Regions from separate parts of the Homo sapiens genome. Here all the other regions are linked to region 1. Evidence: chromatin contacts called from ENCODE Hi-C or POLR2A ChIA-PET data. All regions are on one chromosome and are shown on one strand. Each heading gives the region's core, a stretch centred on a gene start or an enhancer-like site at or near the end of the contact. The rest is flanking DNA. Distances are from core to core; before and after follow the strand shown. Region 1 holds the start of CSE1L (chromosome segregation 1 like). Region 2 holds the start of ADNP (activity dependent neuroprotector homeobox). Region 3 holds the start of UBE2V1 (ubiquitin conjugating enzyme E2 V1). Region 4 holds the start of PTPN1 (protein tyrosine phosphatase non-receptor type 1). Region 5 holds the start of PARD6B (par-6 family cell polarity regulator beta).

The links. Hi-C counts contacts between places; a loop is a spot of excess contacts on that map. ChIA-PET counts read pairs that join two places held with the same protein, here RNA polymerase II (POLR2A). Pooled maps may share reads with other maps.
Region 2: a pooled map shows a loop between it and region 1 (8-fold over the local background). The contact joins the promoter of ADNP here to the promoter of CSE1L in region 1. A Hi-C loop is called at or near these places in 5 of 50 pooled maps.
Region 3: a map of B cell shows a loop between it and region 1 (32-fold over the local background). The contact joins the promoter of UBE2V1 here to the promoter of CSE1L in region 1. A Hi-C loop is called at or near these places in 3 of 168 maps with a recorded cell type or tissue (B cell, CD4-positive, alpha-beta memory T cell and CD8-positive, alpha-beta T cell) and 9 of 50 pooled maps.
Region 4: a loop to region 1 is called in a map of ascending aorta, with 9 times the contacts of the local background. The contact joins the promoter of PTPN1 here to the promoter of CSE1L in region 1. A Hi-C loop is called at or near these places in 1 of 168 maps with a recorded cell type or tissue (ascending aorta) and 6 of 50 pooled maps. POLR2A ChIA-PET finds 5 or more read pairs at or near these places in 1 of 52 experiments (T-cell).
Region 5: a loop to region 1 is called in a pooled map, with 12 times the contacts of the local background. The contact joins the promoter of PARD6B here to the promoter of CSE1L in region 1. A Hi-C loop is called at or near these places in 1 of 168 maps with a recorded cell type or tissue (B cell) and 7 of 50 pooled maps. POLR2A ChIA-PET finds 5 or more read pairs at or near these places in 1 of 52 experiments (GM10248).

The regions. Positions count from the first base shown.
Region 1 is chr20:49,044,362-49,047,967 of GRCh38, forward strand. It overlaps CSE1L (chromosome segregation 1 like), which reads left to right and starts at 1,951. Exons shown (of 25, transcript NM_001316.4): 1 at 1,951-2,062. CSE1L-DT (CSE1L divergent transcript) reads right to left here and starts at 1,695. Exons shown (of 2, transcript NR_110625.1): 1 at 1,499-1,695. RefSeq lists enhancers at 1,574-1,723, 2,274-2,343, 2,309-2,949.
Region 2 is chr20:50,930,184-50,933,396 of GRCh38, forward strand. ADNP (activity dependent neuroprotector homeobox) reads right to left here and starts at 1,254. Exons shown (of 6, transcript NM_001282531.3): 1 at 643-1,254. It overlaps ADNP-AS1 (ADNP antisense RNA 1), which reads left to right and starts at 801. Exons shown (of 3, transcript NR_110009.1): 1 at 801-871; 2 at 1,192-1,266. RefSeq lists enhancers at 83-873, 1,293-1,412 and silencers at 473-652, 793-842, 993-1,212, 1,512-1,699, 1,563-1,742.
Region 3 is chr20:50,111,352-50,114,624 of GRCh38, forward strand. It overlaps UBE2V1 (ubiquitin conjugating enzyme E2 V1), which reads right to left and starts at 1,799. Exons shown (of 4, transcript NM_001032288.3): 1 at 1,756-1,799. The coding sequence starts at 1,777. All of the region lies in intron 5 of PEDS1-UBE2V1 (PEDS1-UBE2V1 readthrough), which reads right to left. RefSeq lists a silencer at 1,327-1,866 and enhancers at 2,037-2,146, 2,151-2,718.
Region 4 is chr20:50,508,365-50,511,642 of GRCh38, forward strand. PTPN1 (protein tyrosine phosphatase non-receptor type 1) reads left to right here and starts at 2,019. Exons shown (of 10, transcript NM_002827.4): 1 at 2,019-2,226. The coding sequence starts at 2,164. RefSeq lists enhancers at 1,193-1,780, 1,993-2,092 and a silencer at 1,653-1,882.
Region 5 is chr20:50,729,610-50,732,892 of GRCh38, forward strand. PARD6B (par-6 family cell polarity regulator beta) reads left to right here and starts at 1,971. Exons shown (of 3, transcript NM_032521.3): 1 at 1,971-2,243. The coding sequence starts at 2,178. RefSeq lists enhancers at 1-121, 1,074-1,123 and silencers at 1,314-1,523, 1,624-2,413.

The sequences.
Region 1 (3,606 bases), core at 701-3,200:
CTCTTGTTGCCCAGGCTGGAGTGCAATGGCAAGATCTCAGCTCACCGCAACCTCTGCCTCCCGGGTTCAAACGACTCTCCTGCCTCAGCCTCCCAAGTAGCTGGGATTGCAGACGTGCGCCACCACACCCGGCTAATTTTGTATTTTTAGTAGAGACGGGGTTTCTCCATGTTGGTCAGGTCTCAAACTCCCAATCTCAGGTGATCTGCCTGCCTCGGTCTCCCAAATCACTGGGATTACCGGCGTGAGCCACCATGCCCAGCCCTATCCCAGTGCTTTAGGAGGCGGAGGTGGGAGGATCACTTGAGGCCAGGAGTTTGCCTGGGCAACATAGTGAGAGCTCATCTCTACAAAAAAATTCAAAATTAGCCAGGTGTGGTGGCAGGTGCCTGTAGTCCTAGCTACTCAGGAGGCTGAGGTGGGAGGATTGCTTTAGCCTAGGAGGTCGAGGTTGCAATGAGCTATGATTGTGCCATTGCACTGCAGCCTGGGTGACAGAGCAAGACCCTGCCTCTTAAAAGAAAAAAAAAAAAAAAAAAAAAGCCCTGGCCAGGCGTGGTGGCTCATGCCTGTAATCCCAGCACTTTGGGAGGCCAAGGCTGGCGGATCACAAGGTCAGGAGTTCAAGATCAGCCTGGCCAATATGGTGAAACCCCGTGTCTACTAAAAATACAAAAATCAGCGGGGCATGGTGGCGGGCACCTGTAGTCCCAGTAACTTGGGGGGCTGAGTCAGGAAAATTGCTTGAACCTGGGAGGCAGAGGTTGCAGTGAGCTGTGACAGCACCACTGCACTCCAGCCCTCCAGCCTGGGCGACAGAGCAAGACTCTGTCTTTAAAAAAAAAAAAAAAAAAGAAAAGCCCTTGCTGTATAGAATCCCTTAGGTTATGGATGGGGAGGAGGGCAGGGGTTTAGGAGGGGAGAAGCGGAAGGAGGAACAAAATAAAGAAGAGACAATTAGTTGGAGAGTGATAAATACCATAATGATATCATGGAACTAGGCTTACCAGATCAAACACTGGGCACCCAGTTCAATGTGAATTTCAGATAAGCAATGCATGATTTTTAAGTATAAATATGTCCTACACAGTATTTATACTAGAAAATTATAAATTTTTTTCTAAAATTTACATTGACCTGGGCAGCCTGCATTTTATTTGCTAAACCTGGCAACCCTAATTTGTGTGCTGGGTGGTGGTGAGTGGGCAATTTCAGATAGGCCTCTTTTGTGGAGGTGACATTTGAGCTGGAACCTAAATGTAAAGAAGGAGCCAATCATTCAGGAATCTAGAACATCCCAGCACAGGGAACAGCAAGTATAAATGCTCTAAAGTGGAAATAAGCTTGGAGCTTAGAGGAACAGGAAGAAGGTGGGGTGGCGGAGCTGAGTGAGGGTGAGGAGAGGAGGGAAGCGGAAGGTGATGAGGGCAGGCAGGCTGGCAGGGGCCAGATCCCATATGGTTTGTGGGCTGTAATAAGAGTACCAAAACTTACATACCAGGCCAGGCGCGGTGGCTCACGCCTGGAATCCCAGCATTTTGGGAGGCCAAGGTGTGCGGATCACTTGAGGCCAGGAGTTCGAGACCTGTCTGGCCGTGTCTCCCTCTAAAATAGAAGCTCCAAGAGGGGCAGGAAGTTCTCTTCCGTCTTAGACCCTATGTGCACGACCTTGGATCGATCAACATTGAACACCTCCTACGTGCCAAGCCCTGACATCAAAATGGGTCAGAAGCCAGCAGCCGCTCGCTGAATCTGTGTTCCTCTTTGGAAAACGAGAACCGTGAAGCCTGCTGGCATGGTCAGAGCCAAAGAGCATTGTCACTTGTGAGATCAGCGCAGAAACAGAGCGGGGCCCCGATTGGCCCTTCGAACTTGGGTGGGGCCAGAGCATTCCTGGCCCCGCCCCCTGCAGCGGGCCGCTCGCTCATGCGCTCTGGCCTCAGGCTCGCTGTCGCGCCATTTTGCCGGGGTTTGAATGTGAGGCGGAGCGGCGGCAGGAGCGGGTAGTGCCAGCTACGGTCCGCGGCTGGGGTTCCCTCCTCCGTTTCTGTATCCCCACGAGGTGAGGCGCGGGGCGTGCACGGCCTACCAGAGTGGCTCTTGGGGCCCAGCTGAGGAAGGGATGAGGCGCTCCCGGTACTAACGAGCGCTAGGGAGTGAGAACCGCGCCTCTGGGCGAGAGCGGAATGTGGGCCCGGGGTTCGGGTGGTGCGCTCAGGCAAGGTCTTCGGCTTCCCTAGGGAGCGCTTGCCGCGCCTCGCGGCATCCTAGGTCTCTGGCCCAGGTGCGGCGACCCCAGGGCCTGTGAGGGCTGAGGGCAACTGAGGCGCGGCCTAACGCGAGCCTGCGGATTGCCCGCCCTTTCCTCTCCATCACGGCGCTGATTGGCTGCGCCGCCGCCTCTCCGCTCGGGAAGGCCGCTCCTTATTGGTCGCGCTCGCATGTCCATTCTCTGCGACGGTGGCTGCTAGCCGCGCGAGCTGAGTGTGCGGCGGCGAGGCCTGCCCGGGCGGGGACTGCGGGCGCGTGGAGCTGCGGCTGCCTCGCGTCGTCCCTTGCCCTAACTCTAGTGAAGCCCCCGAACTCACCCTTCTCTAACCTCTGTACTTGTATCCCTGACTGTAAAACGGGCATCGTGATCTCACTTTGCTGAATTGTTTGTGAGAATTCTAGTCGGTACACCCGGGACATAGAAATCCCCTGTAACGCGGGTTGGGGGAGGGTTCCCTCGTTTTGGGAGAAACGCTGTGCTGTGGTGGTTCGGAGCATAGACTTTGGAATTAGATCGCCTGGGTTCATTCCAGACGTAGCCTCTCGTTAGGGGTGTAACTTGAGGCTGGTCACCTCATCTCACTGAGCCTCCATTTCCTTAGCTGCAAAATGGGGTTAATAACAGAATCTACCTCGGAAAGTGGCTTTGAGGATGCGCTGAGTTATTTACCGTGGTTTACAAAGGTTCCCTGGGAGCTGACGGTTGTTTATTCATCTCTCCCACCCATCTTTCTCCTTAGCCAGTGTGGCTTTCTGTTTCTTCCATATTCCAGGGTTATTCCGATTTAAAATTATTTGCACATGCCTTTTGTTTGCTGGGGAAGTACCAACATTTTTGCAAGGCAGGCCGCCTCTCCCAAGTTTCCCTCACCTTAGGCCTCCCCTAACCAACCTCTTCTTTTGTTTTCTTTTTCTTTTTCTTTTCTCTTTTCTTTTTTTTTTTTTTTTTTTTTTTTTTTTGAGAGAGAGAGTCTCGCTCTGCCTCCCAGGCTGGAGTGCAGTGGCGCGATCTCGACTCACTGCAACCTCCGCCTCCCGGATTCAAGCGATTCTCCTGCCTCAGCCTCCCGAATAGCTGAGACTACAGGTCTGAGACTACACGCCACCACACCCGGCTAATTTTTGTATTTTTATTAGAGACGGGGTTTCACCATGTTGATCAGGCTGTCTAATCAACCTGTCTAGGACCTTTCTCCCATGGCTCTCCATCAACATCACCTGGTTTTAGTTACTTCATAGCATTTACTAACACTTACTTATTGCTTACTTGTTATCTTTCTCAACTGCTAGAATGTAAGCTGTTTGAGAGCAAGGACCTTGTCTGTCTTGCTTACT
Region 2 (3,213 bases), core at 4-2,503, 1.9 Mb after region 1:
AAAGTTGGGGCTCAGAATGTTCGAAAGAGGTGCTGACCAGGCAGCTGAGATTGGGGAAAAGGGATGGTGGTGAACTGTGGTCAGGATAAGAGGAAAGCTGGCAGGTTGGGGAAGAAGGATTGCACAGGGGAGGCAAAGACTCACTCCATGCCATGCATGCTCCCCGCCCCCCCCAACCCCGTCCCCCCTCCCCCAGGTAAGGGTGGGCAGACCTGGCAGAAGGCTGGTTCAAGGCATGGGGGTGTGCGTGGGGGGGCTCCTTTTGGGGGTGGGGGGCGGACGGGATTAGTTCCAGGATGGGAGAAGCTCGGTTCTGGCTGGGGGAGATGCCCTTAGCTGCAAAAGCTCCGGGCGGCCAGGCAGAGTGCTGGCCTCGGTGGGCTCACAGGGCGGAGAAGGGGGTCGGGCTGCAGGAGGAGGCGCCTGGACCTCCGGAGCAGAGTCGGGTAGCGGTCCGTGCCGGGACGGGGGACCCGTCGGCGCCGGGGTGTGCAAAGGAGCGTGTGTGCGGCTGGAGGGCGGCGATGCGAACAACAATGCGCCCGCGCCCGGGGCCAGGCTGCACTGGCGGCCGCGCGGGCCGGGGTCGGGAAGCCAGGCAGGGCAGGGCCGCGGGTCCGCGCGCGGCGGCGCCGGGCTTACCTTGACTCGGCCTCGAGGCGCGCGCGGGGCCGGCGTGCTCGGGGGCCGGACAGCGGCGGCGGCGGCGGGCGGATGGCGGCGGCACGGCGGTGGCGGCAGCGGGGAGGGCGCGCCCGGGGCCTCGTCGCGCTCCGGCTCGGCGGACTCCGGCTCGCGCCGCGGCCGCGGGTGCTGCCGGGGGGCGCGGCGGGCGCAGCAGAGCGGCGGGCGGCGGCGGCGTCGTCGAGCGGTGCAGACAAAGGAGGGGCGGAGGGAGGAGACGGAGGGTGTGGGAGAGGCGGCTTCACCGGCGCGGGCGGCGGCGGCCGCGCTCCTCTCGCTCCTCAGCAGCGGGGACCGAGAGAGGGAGCTGTGTCTGAGAAGACGCCAAAATCCCCCTTAGCGCTGCCTGCGGGAGGGGGAGGGGGCACAAGATGGCGGCGGCCGGGGGGGGGGGGGCGGGAGTTCAGCTCATGGATCCCGGCGGGCGGCGGAGGGGAGACCGGGCCGGCGGAGGCGGCGGCGGCAACGGGCGGGGGAGGGGGCTGATCCCGCGTCTCCCCTCAGCAGACAATACAAGCGCCTCGGACCGAGTCCCCGAACCTGCCCTAGCCAAAATGGCGGCCGAGAAAGAGCGGAAGTGACGTAAGTGCCTCATTAGCATAAGAGGACTCATTGTCCAGCTAAATAGGGGGGGGCAGTGGGGACAGCACCCCTAACCCCCTTTTCCCCAGGGGGGGTTCCTCTTACTCCCACCCCTGCTTGCACCTAACTTTTCCTGAGGGAGGGTGCTCTCAGCACCCCCACCCCCGCTTGAGGGAAATTATATAATCCCCACTGAGGGGGGAGCTCTCGCGAGAACCAGGCGGATTTGCCATTGACCCACTAGGAGGCGCCGCGGATAATGGCCGCAGTGCGCTCCCGGGGCCCGTGTGCTCGGCGGGCGCCTTCCTCTGGCCGCAGCGCCGGCGGCGGAGGCAGAAGCAGCGGGCCGCAGCACGCCCAGCACTCAGTCAGGTGGCCGTGCTGGGGATCCCTGCGCGGGCCCAGCTGGGCCTGGACTACATCTGGCGGGAGGGGTGTGCGGGGCGGCCTGGGGCGGCTCCACGTGCTCAGATGCCCGCGCTTCCACGGCTGAGAAGCGGCGGGAAGGCGCCGGGACACCTGGCCGGTCGCCCCTGACGCCTCCTGCCTTAAATGAGGTGTGAGGGCCTCGTGCTTCACACAGCGACTTGAGATGAGACACAACCCCATGGATGCCTTAGCCCTTCCTGGTGGGGTATTCGGTGCAGAGGGGCCGAGATTTTATTAAGGTCCGCCGTTACCCTGTGACTTGACATTCTTCCCAGTCACAGTGATGGACTCTTCTCTGACCTGAATAAAAAAAAAAATGGGAATCCTAGTGCCTTGAGGCCACCCAACTGGTGAAACTTAAGGATGAGAAGTGATGTTGCCAATAGGGGCATTGGCTCTCTGCAAGATCCTTAAACAACACACTTTGTAGTCCTAGGGACATAGCTTTTGGTGCTCCCACAATCTGGGTAGCATAAGACAGCACATGGTTGCTTTGTAAATTTAGGTCAATCCCAACCAATACATTATCTCCTCAACATTTTTGAACCAACCTTTTAAAGTAGGTTGTTCAAAGTAACATTATGATTTAAAGTATCATTGGTTGGTTAAATGTATTGACAAGTAATAGATGTCAATAGTGAGGAATTAACCAAGCCTGTTTCCTTAATATGTGATCTTTAGGTAAATACACCTGTCTTTTGCTGTTTCTTTACATTTCAAGTTAACATAGTTTCAAGCCATACTTAACATCCGAAAATAATCTGAGTTCGCTGCAAGTAGTATAAATTGTGGTTACACATAGCTGTTCAACATCTAAGACTTCAGTTAGCCCTGTTTAACAAACTTTTATACAACACATTTCTGCAATTGTGATAAAATGTATCTTTAAAAGCCAAGTCAGTATTTCAAGGGAAAACAGCTGAAAAAAGTCGTGGAAAAAGGGGTTGGGGCAAAGCATTTGATTCAGAAAACTAAAGAATCTAATTACACACTGCAGAAGACAGATAAAAACTAATATGAAATAAGCAAAGTAAGTTTAAGTTTAGTTTTTCTTAGATATACTTAGATTCCATATAGTGATAATACAAATACAAGGGAAAACATCTGGATTTCATCTTTGGCCTCATTTACAAAGCAAAATGGGATGCTGGATTCAGATGTAAATATTTAATTTTACAGTGTTTAAGCACCAGATTTACTACAAAAATGCATCTAAATATTCCAGATTCTTTTCTAAATGACTTCCAAATGCTATGAGTCTTCACTGCTCAAATACTCTATGGTAAATTCCAAGAGTGACAGTGTTGTGATAATGATTGTGTGAATAACTAAAAAGATTTAAAAGGCAAACATTATCTACTCTAGTGAGTATCTGAGAAGGCAGTACTATCTATATTAGGTTCTCTAAGGTTGTTACTTAATTTCTGCTCCACATACTTGACACTGAGAACTCAACTTTGAGTTTAGGTTAAGAAAAAATAAATTCTAACCACTCCAAAAAAACTGAGAATATTACAT
Region 3 (3,273 bases), core at 549-3,048, 1.1 Mb after region 1:
CCAACCGAGTGACTGCAAGCAGGGCTGAGCTGCAACAGCACCTTATTGCTGGCTACCACCAGCACACTGGGCCCCTTCGTTTATTACGACCCGGTAGGAGTGTTATTCTGGTGAGAAGTTTTACCCAGCAGTCTGGCCTGACTCAGAATCTCTCTTCTGGGAGTGCCTGGGGCAGCGTCATGGTAAATGAATTGACTCAGCACTGTTCCAGCTGAAACCAAAATCGAGTAAAAGGATTCATGGTCTCCGCTATTCTGCAAGAAGACCCCACTGTTTTAAACTCAAAAGGCAGCAGCTTGTGGTGGGTCACTTCAGTCAGATCCCCCACATTCAATTTCTTTTATTCCCACCCCAACCATCAGGCAAGTATGGCTCCTTGAGACCGCAGAGTAGCAACATTTATAAAGAATTCCCCTCACCCTATTTCCCATGGATCACCAATTCCTTCCCAACACTGCCGCTGCTGTGGCCTTAAATATGCCAATGATTGCTGTACTCAGGCTGGTGTCCCTGCAGCCCCACAGTGGGGAACACTGTGGCCCTGTTTGCTTCCTCCATCAGAGAGGTAACCCATTTTCACCCCATCTGAGAGAACCTCCTTGGCCAACTTCACTGCCAGGCACCTGAGGGTGCAGCCTCACCCAAGAGTTCCCATTTCATCTATTCACCTCCCTACTCCCATCAGCCAGTGGGGAACTTCTGAGCTGAACCCACATATCTGTCCCAATTATTAAAGGAGTCGATGAGAGTGAGCGTCTCCACAGAAGAGACACTTCTAGGATATGCTTCCCTCACTCAATTCAAAAAGAGGAGACTTTTCTCCTTTACAGGAAACATCTCCGGAACCCGACCTTTTCCACTCCCTCATTTCAGGGGCTTCCCTCAGTTGAATCCCCACTCCCAAAGAGACATCCTCGGGGCTCCCAATTCATCTGTTCTCCCTCATCCAATATCAGAGGCTTCCACCAACTGCCCCACTCGGACCTTGTCCCCTGAAACCTAACTTGAAGCAATCCATCTGTATCCTCGAACAGGAGACTGGTAATGATGGGGTCATTTCACTATCACCGCTATTAGGTCCCTCTGGCATCTGAATCCTTTTCCCTCCTCTCACTTATCATGCGGAGACCCCCTTCATTCTCCCCAAAAGCAGCTGCTCCAAGGCTCCTCCTTTCTAGTCAACATAGCTATTTCCTCAGCTAACCCCATCTCTAAAACTAACGCCGGAGCCGTTCCCTCAACCGATAGGGGATCCTCTCAAGTCACCCCCTCAGGATCCCGTTTCTTCCATCCAGCCTGAAGGGCTTCTCTGATGTCCCCTCCAGACATCCCAAGGCCCCTCTCAGCCGCACCCCTGGCACCCAGTATGGGACTTCCATCCGCTGTGGGGCGCCTCCTCTAGGGGACCTCTAGATCGCCCCTTAAGAGTCGCCAGCCCCGGTATCCTCAGGAGTGCCTCGGAGCTCGCTCCTCGCCCACTCCGGCTCCCCCAGACAGCACAGAGGGCCCTCACGCCTCCCGGGGGAGCCTCAGGGCCTCGCCGCGCCGCCCACAGGCCCCTCAGCCCCCCGCCCGTGCTTCCGGCCACCGCCTGCTCCTCCTCCCCCGGTCAGGCCGCGCCGGTGGCTGCCGCGGAGCCCAGCAGACAGAGGCGGCGCGGGGACCCTGGCTCCGCTGCAGGAGGCTTTGAGGGTCCCCGGCCCCCGGCCCAAGCCCATGCCCCCTCGGCCGGCCGGGCCCGGCGCCCCCGCTCACCCGAGCCCGTGGTGGCTGCCATCTTGCGTCGCTCTTGCTTGAAGGCCGGCCCCTTCTTCACCCCCCCCTTACCCGTCCCCCGGCCCTGATGCGCAGGCGCGCGCGCACGCACATACGCCGCCGCTGACGCCCGCCCCGGAGACCTGCACGACCCGTGGCCTGGAAGGCTCTTTTCCTTCCCTTTTAGAGAAAGGAAATATCTGCGTGCTCGAGGGCCCAGCAACCTGCAAGTCCCCACACATCGGGTGCGAGGGAGGTTGTGATGTGCTTAGTGAGAAGGGCAGGGGTGACTAGGCTTGGGAAGGCGCGATTGTGAAAGAAAAAGAAAATATAGCTTCAAACAAAAGCGCCGAATTCGCTTGGGGCTTTTTCCTGTCTAGTTCCTATCTAGATCCTCACCACATCTCCGCAAGGTCAGAATTAATGTGAAAAATGCAGCCGAGAGAGATCAAGCGATTTATCTAAACTCAGCTGTTAAGTGGCAGAGACAGGCAGAATTTTAACCTCCAGGTTCAAATTTTTTGAATCATCACCCTCCAGGTCAGATGATCTGGCTCCTAGGATTGATGCTCCCCGGCCAGAGAAGGCTTGGAGTGGGTGCAGCTAAATGATTTAGGGGCATTAAGGTGGCAGGGAAAGCATTTGCTAACCATCTACCCAATTCATTCATTCATTCATTCATTCATTCGTTCATTCATTCATTCAACCAAACAAACAAACATTAAGCACCTACTATGTACCAGACACTGTGCTAGGCGCTGGGGATGGATAGACATCTCTGAAGAAGCAAATCCCTGCTTTCAGGGACTTACATTCTAGTCGTAGACAGCAAGTAAATAAACAGGAAACTATAATTCTGATAGGGTAGAGATAAACCAAGACAAGAGCAGCAGAGGATGGTCAGGAAGGGCCTCCTAAGGTGGTCATATTTCAGCAGAGACCGTAACAATGAGGAGGTAGAGGGAACAGCTTGTGCAAAGGCCCTTGGGAAATATTTTTGCAAATAAATAAACCCAAGAAGGTACTCCTCCTTTATTATAAATTGTCTGAGAAGCCCTTATATGGATGTAGACACTGAGGCTGAGAGAGGTGAAGGGACTGGCTTAAGGTCACAGAGCAAAATACTGGCAGAAGGACCAGGACTCTAAACATAGAGGGACAAGGAAGCTGGAAGCCCTCACCCAGCACATCCAATTCATCACCTTTGTCTGATAGCAGTGCCTACTCTGCATCTCTCCACTCCGTTCACTTCTCCACTCAGGGCAAGCTGCCTTTATCTCCCACTTGGAAGACCCCAGCAGCTTCCATTCTCTCCCCTATGGCCCATTCTCCATATAGACCAACATCTGCTCAAAACACCCTCCAGCTAAAGCCTTCAGTGGCTCCCCATTCCCTCTGGATAAAATACAAACTTTACAAGTTGAGCGACCATAGAATTATCACCTAATGAGGACACACATCAGATTAAAAGGGGACTTATTATAATCTCACCAGGACAAGTGGAAACCAGGGCTCTCC
Region 4 (3,278 bases), core at 769-3,268, 1.5 Mb after region 1:
ACACGGAATGAAGACAATTCTCTCTTCCAGGTTTTCAAACCTCCTGGAATTCACAACGTCCACATGACATGCCAGGCCCAGAGGGGGATGGTTTAAACTGGAGCCTGCAGGAAGGCAACCTGACCAACCTGCTCATGGGTGCTTTAAGGATCATAGGTACGAGAATCAGCTGGAGTTGTTGGTGAAAATGCAGATTCCGGGTCTCATCCCTAGACCAAAGATATCTGAATCATTTGGCGATGGGTCCAGGAACCTGCATTATTCAACACACTTCCCAGGTGACCGTAAATGTCAAAAGACAAAATTACAACAAACTTAAACATCTTAATTGGCTTCATTCATGATTCTAGAATCGGGCAAGACTTCATTCCTCAAAATAGCACAAGTGTCCCAATGAGCTGAGCAGAGGAGGTTGGTTTTATAGACAGAAAAGGGCTGAAAAAAGCAGAAACAAAGAACAAAAAGCAGATTGGTCATTTCAAAGTTACTTTCCTTGTAAGGCAGGAACAGGGAAACAGAACAAGAGAGAAATAACTGATTGGTCGCATCGGGTTACTTCAGGTTACTTTTTGTTGTAAGGATTAAAGCAAAGGGAACTTCATTATGTTGATTAAAACGGTCTGCTTGGGAAATCAGGGTGTGTATCTCTCTTCTGATTTTGTGAAAGGTTATCAGTCTGATGATGTAGAACTTTAGCATGAGTGACTCCATTTTGATTTTTAGTCTAGTCTGTTGAGACCCTAATGCCAGAACTTTTTTTGTTTGTTTGTTTCGCTCTTGTTGCCCAGGCTGGAGTGCAGTGGAGCTATCTTGGCTCACTGCAACCTCTGCCTCCAGGGTTCAAGCGATTCTCCTGCCTCAGCCTCCCAAGTAGCTGGGATTACAGGCATGCGCCACCACGCCCGGCTAATTTTTTTTTTTTTTTTTTTTTTTAGCAGAAACCGAGTTTCACCATGTTGGTCAGGCTGGTCTCGGACTCTTGACCTCAGGTGATCCACCTGCGTCGGTCTCCCAAAGTGCTGGGATTACAGGTGTGAGCCACCACACCCAGCCCTTTTTTTTCAAGACAGGGTCTCTCTCTGCCACCCAAGGTGGAGTGCAGTGGCGCCAAAACAGCTCACTGCAGCTTCCACCTCCTGGGCTCAGGTGATCTTCCTGCCTCAGCCTCCCCAGCAGCTGGGCCCCACCACACCGGCTAATTTTTTAACTTTTAGTAGTGACGAGGTCTGATTCTGTTACCCAGGCTGGTCTGGAACTCCTGGCCTCAAGACATCCGCCTGCCTCTGCCTCCCAAAGTGCTGGGATTACAGATGTAAGCCACCGCGCCTGGGCTCCTATGATTTTTATTTAACATAATGCACCATGGAATTTGTGCTCTGCTTAGTTCAGTCTGAGCAGGAGTTCCTTGATACTTCGGGAAACACTGAAAATCATTCCATCCCCATCCATTCATTCCTGCAGCACCCAAGTGGAAATTCTGCGTTTCAGACAGGGACACTACCCTTAGAGAGCAGTGGGCTTCCCCAGCAGCGTAGTGAAACATGATACTCCTGAGTTTCATGAAAAAAGGGCAGACATCTGGCCAGAGCTGGGAGGCAGGAAATAGAGCACGGTGCCCTCCTCCCATACTCCAGCTTGGATTACTGAGGCTGGGGCCCAGGCCCTGCAGGAAAGGAGGTGCATGACTACTTTAAGGCCACTCACTCTGTGACTCAACGGGCCGGGTCGGGGCTGGAACTCAATGCCCTCCCGGGCCTGGAGAGCCCACGCGCCGTGGGCGGGGCTCCCGGGGTCGCCTAGGCAACAGGCGCGCGCCGCGCCCGAGCCCAGAGCCCCAAAGCGGAGGAGGGAACGCGCGCTATTAGATATCTCGCGGTGCTGGGGCCACTTCCCCTAGCACCGCCCCCGGCTCCTCCCCGCGGAAGTGCTTGTCGAAATTCTCGATCGCTGATTGGTCCTTCTGCTTCAGGGGCGGAGCCCCTGGCAGGCGTGATGCGTAGTTCCGGCTGCCGGTTGACATGAAGAAGCAGCAGCGGCTAGGGCGGCGGTAGCTGCAGGGGTCGGGGATTGCAGCGGGCCTCGGGGCTAAGAGCGCGACGCGGCCTAGAGCGGCAGACGGCGCAGTGGGCCGAGAAGGAGGCGCAGCAGCCGCCCTGGCCCGTCATGGAGATGGAAAAGGAGTTCGAGCAGATCGACAAGTCCGGGAGCTGGGCGGCCATTTACCAGGTGCGGGAGCGCCCCGGAGCGTGGCGGGCCCTTCGCTTAGGCCGCTTGAACATCCCCTCAGACCTCCAGGCCCCAGACTCCCTCTGGGTCTTGCCCTCTGCCTCGCTCCTACTGCTTGAGGATTCGATGGGACAGCGACGCACTGCGTCCCCCCACCCTTTGTCCCCGGGGCGGGCGTGTTTCTCGCCGCAGCGTCGGAGCCCCCTTCGATCCCCCACCTCCCTTCTGTTCTCCAGCTCGGGTGATCTCTCAAGCCGGGGGACCGCCGGTCTGTGCTCTCAACGCGAATCCCTCGCACCCCGACCCCGCCCCCTGCCTGTCCACTCTTTGTCCCCTGGGGTGATTTAGCACCCCCACTATTTCCTTTTCTGGAGTGGACCACCTCAGACTCTCTTCCTTTGTCTCCCTGGGGGAAAAGGTTACTCCCCCCGTCCCTCCTTCACATTTCCTTTCCCCTAGTCTCAGTGTGCGTCGAGTCCCAGAGATGACAGTCCCCTTTCCCCTTTCTGTTCATTCATTTATTGGATAGGAGTTGGCAAGCTTATTCTGTGCTAGGCACCGCTTAGGCATTGGAGGTGGTGTTTGCTAATCAGGACAGGCAAGATCCTAGCCTTAGTGGGGCCTAGAGTCGAATAGGGCAATCAAACACAAAAGCAAATAATTTCAGATAGTGACAGGTGCTGTGAAGAGAACGACTTCCTAACGGGGTACAGGGTGACTGCATAGAAGGCCGGCTGTCTTAGAGAAGGGGATCAGGGAAGGCCTGTCAAAGGAGGAGACATTTGCTTTGTGAGCTGAACCAAGAGGAGCAGAAAGCCGTGAGAATATGGGGCTAAAGAACCTTCTAGCCAGGAGGCCTGCGGTACCCACTCCATTGGGGCCATGATATTATTCTTTCAGGCAGGGACTCAGGAAGGTTAACGTTTTAACCCTCTCTAAAATAGCATCTTTCCTCAATGAGCAGCTTAGTCTTTGGTCGTGGCAGAGATGACCTTGTCTTAGGAGTCATCTCCTTGTGTGTTAAAAAGTTAGGAAAGGAGGGTTTCTCATAT
Region 5 (3,283 bases), core at 721-3,220, 1.7 Mb after region 1:
AATATTGAAAGACATTACACATAAACAAAGTACTTTGGGGTCCTCCATGATTTTTAATAGTGTAAAGGGGTCTTGAAAACAAAAAGGTTGGGAACTGCTGTGCTAGTCCAAACAGGGGAGTTACAGGCCCTGACATGCACTTTATTTCCGGCTGAACTTGAGTCACCTCCTATGTGCTTTCAAACAGGGGGTGGAGGCAGCTTGCTTATTTATTATACAGCTTGGATTGGTGTCCTTTCCACCTGTGCTGCCACAGGTGGCCAGAAAAACCTTAAATCCTCCCACAAAACGTCTGGTTACCTGAATCCTCCAGAGGGAAAAAAATGAGCTTCTCGCCTTTGAACCCAAGTGGGGCAAAGAGCCTGCAGAAGGGACACCCTCAGTGGCAGCACCCAGCAAAGACCCATCTGAGTACCCGCTGGGAGTCGGGTTCTGTGCCACTCAATGCCAGCAAAGCACAAGCCGTCCCTGCGCCTTCGGGAGCTTTCATTCTAGGCTGGTGGCAGATTACTCACAAAACTCAGATGCACACAAAAATGGGAAACCTGTAACTTGTAACAAGTGCTGGGCAACAGGGGTACAAGTGTTAGGAGGCCTCCGAGGTGGGCAGGGAGATGAGGGGAGGAAGGTACCCTAACCACTCTTCTTGCCAAATCTCAGGTTGGACCTTCCCCTCCACCTCCATTCCCCTGCCCCCTTCCTGGCTTGCAGGTTTCAACAGCTCTTGGATTCCCGGGTCCCACAGGGAGACCTTGGGACCTGGGAATCTCCTCCAGCCAAAAGCTTCAGTCTTCTCCTCTCCTCCCCATGACCCACAGGGTCTGTGTGAAGAGAGGCCGGGCTCTGGGACGTTCAGAGAGGAGGATTCAGCGTTTTGTTGCTCTGGGACACAGCTTGGTCACTCCGGGAAACGAACACAACCTAGAGGCTGTCATTTGTAGAAACAGCGAATGGCCAAGGAATGGCGGGAGGAGGGAAAAGGAAGACTTTTAAAGAAAAAAAAAAAAAGCCCTGAAAGACTGGACTAGAAATCCTCAGGGAGGCTGGGCCTGCAAGGAGCCTTCCCGCGCCTCAGCCCACTTTCCTTCCCTCTCGACCTGACGGACTTAAGGCGTGCAGAGTCTCTTCGGACAAAATGAAGCCAAGAGAGCCCTAAGCTTCTCCCCCAGCAACCGCTGCAGAGGCGGGAAAACTTGAATTTTGCAACCAAGAGTTGCAGCGGGACGCCTAAGCAACGATAAGGGGCGGTGGAGGGGCGTCGTTGGGGGCTGCAGCATCCCAAAGTGGAAGCGGGAAGGGGGCCCGGCTGGAACCGAATAGCCCCGCAGCGCCTCGGCAACCGGACGGGCGGCGCATCCAATCCCCTGGACCGTGCGTGTGACTGGCGCGCGCTAAGCGGCGCGAGCCCCGGCGGAGCCGGGCAACCAGGCGCGCGCTCGCGCGTGCGCAAAAGGCCCACCCAGCCGAGCCCTTCTTCAGGTGCGCTCGCGCTTCCGGCCGGCCTCCCCGCGTGCCTTCCCGGGGCGGAAACTCCAGCACCCGCGCATGCGCCTTCTGGCTCTCCGGCCTGAAGCGGGGCGGAGGGCCATGGCTTCAGGTGATCCCGCCCCTCCCTCGTAGCGCAGGACCAATCGTGCGGTGGTAGGCGGGGTTTTGAGGAGGCAGCCCGCCCACGCACCGCGCGAGGCGTGTATCGATTGGTTGGCGCCGCGGGCGCAGGTGCGCGCTTTCTATTGGGTGTGGGCGGAACGCGAGGGATTGCGGCATCTTCGGGGGCTGCAGGTGAGCGCGCGCACGCGCCGCGGCTGTGGTCCGCTCGGGTGCGCGCGCGCGGGCTCGCGGGGGAGGCGGCAGAGGGAGAGGTTGCGGCGCTTGTGGCCTCCGCTCCGCCCCCTCCTCTCCTCCAGCGCTGTCGCCGTCGCCGCCGGGGCCCGGAGGGAGGGAGCTGCTTCCCCGCCTGCCGCGCCACCAGTCCGACCCTCGGTCCCGCCGTGTGAGCAGCTGGTGGAGTGGAGCTCAGCGCGGACGCCGGAGCTGCGGCCGCCCCCTCTGCAGGTGCCTGTGAGGAGGCGCCCGGGCCGCAACCGCTTTCCGAGATCCCCAGTCGCGCACTCGCTCCCCGCGCTCCTGAGGGGCCGCCCGGCCGGAGGAGGCCGTCGCGGGGCTCGGCGTTCAGCATGAACCGCAGCCACCGGCACGGGGCGGGCAGCGGCTGCCTGGGCACTATGGAGGTGAAGAGCAAGGTGCGCGGGGCCCGGGCTGGGCGGAGCGGCGGGCCTGGGGGGCCGGGGCCTGGGAGAGGCCGGGCCAGGCTCGGAGCGCCGGGGGAGGCGACGGGCTGAGCTGCCCCGGGGTCTGGACGGTGCGGTCGGGAGACTGTGGGTAATAAACTTGCCGAGGAGGGGGTGGCGGGGGTCAGGGGGCGCTAGTGTCCGCCCCTGGCCCGGGCAGGAAGAAGACCTAGTCCAGCATTTAATCTCATTCCGTAAATCTCATTCCCGTGTTCACGGACGGGAGTAGGGGCCAAGGTATATCCAAGGATGGCGCACACTGAGTGAAATGCGAGGCTGCTCAAAAGGTGTAGGAGAATCCTGCCTGCTGGGCTGTGAGTAAAGGGCCCTGGACCACCCCGTTGTTCCCACTTTCTGTGGTTAAGGGGCGCATCGAGTGGCGAAGGAGAGAGCCCAGTGAACTAAACAGCCCTTTAAAAGTTCGCTTTGCTTCCTGCTGGCGCTCTTTCTAGCACTAACTTTGGTATGCATTTAATCTGTAAAATTAGTACTATCACCTTACGTTGGAGTAGCACTTTACAGTTTGACTCTAGATGCTCTTTTCATTCCATCCTGCTACCTACTCACATCAAGTGCTTTTCCCCTTGACCAACGGTATGCCAATCTGCTGATAATTACTTCGGTATTCACTGAATTTCTAAATCTCAAGGCTCAGTGAGCAGGGTAGTCTGTAGGGAGGGATTAGTTAGGGAATGCCTTCCAAAGGGGGTTTTGAGCTGGAATTTGAAGGTGATCGGCAGCCAAGGGAACACTTTCAGCAAGCGTTTCTTGAGTTGAAGAGTTAAAAGGAGCTTAGATAATCTAGCCCAATTCTCTGAGAAGACTGAGGCTTAGAAAGGTTATGACTTCCTCAAGCTGTTTTTTTGCAAAGCCTTCATGCCTTTTTAATAACTTCTAGACATTGCAGAATACAAAACAGGACACTGGCTGGGCCCTGAGAACATTTAAAATAGAATTGAGAAGGCCAAAACACAGAAAAGGAGAAAATTGAA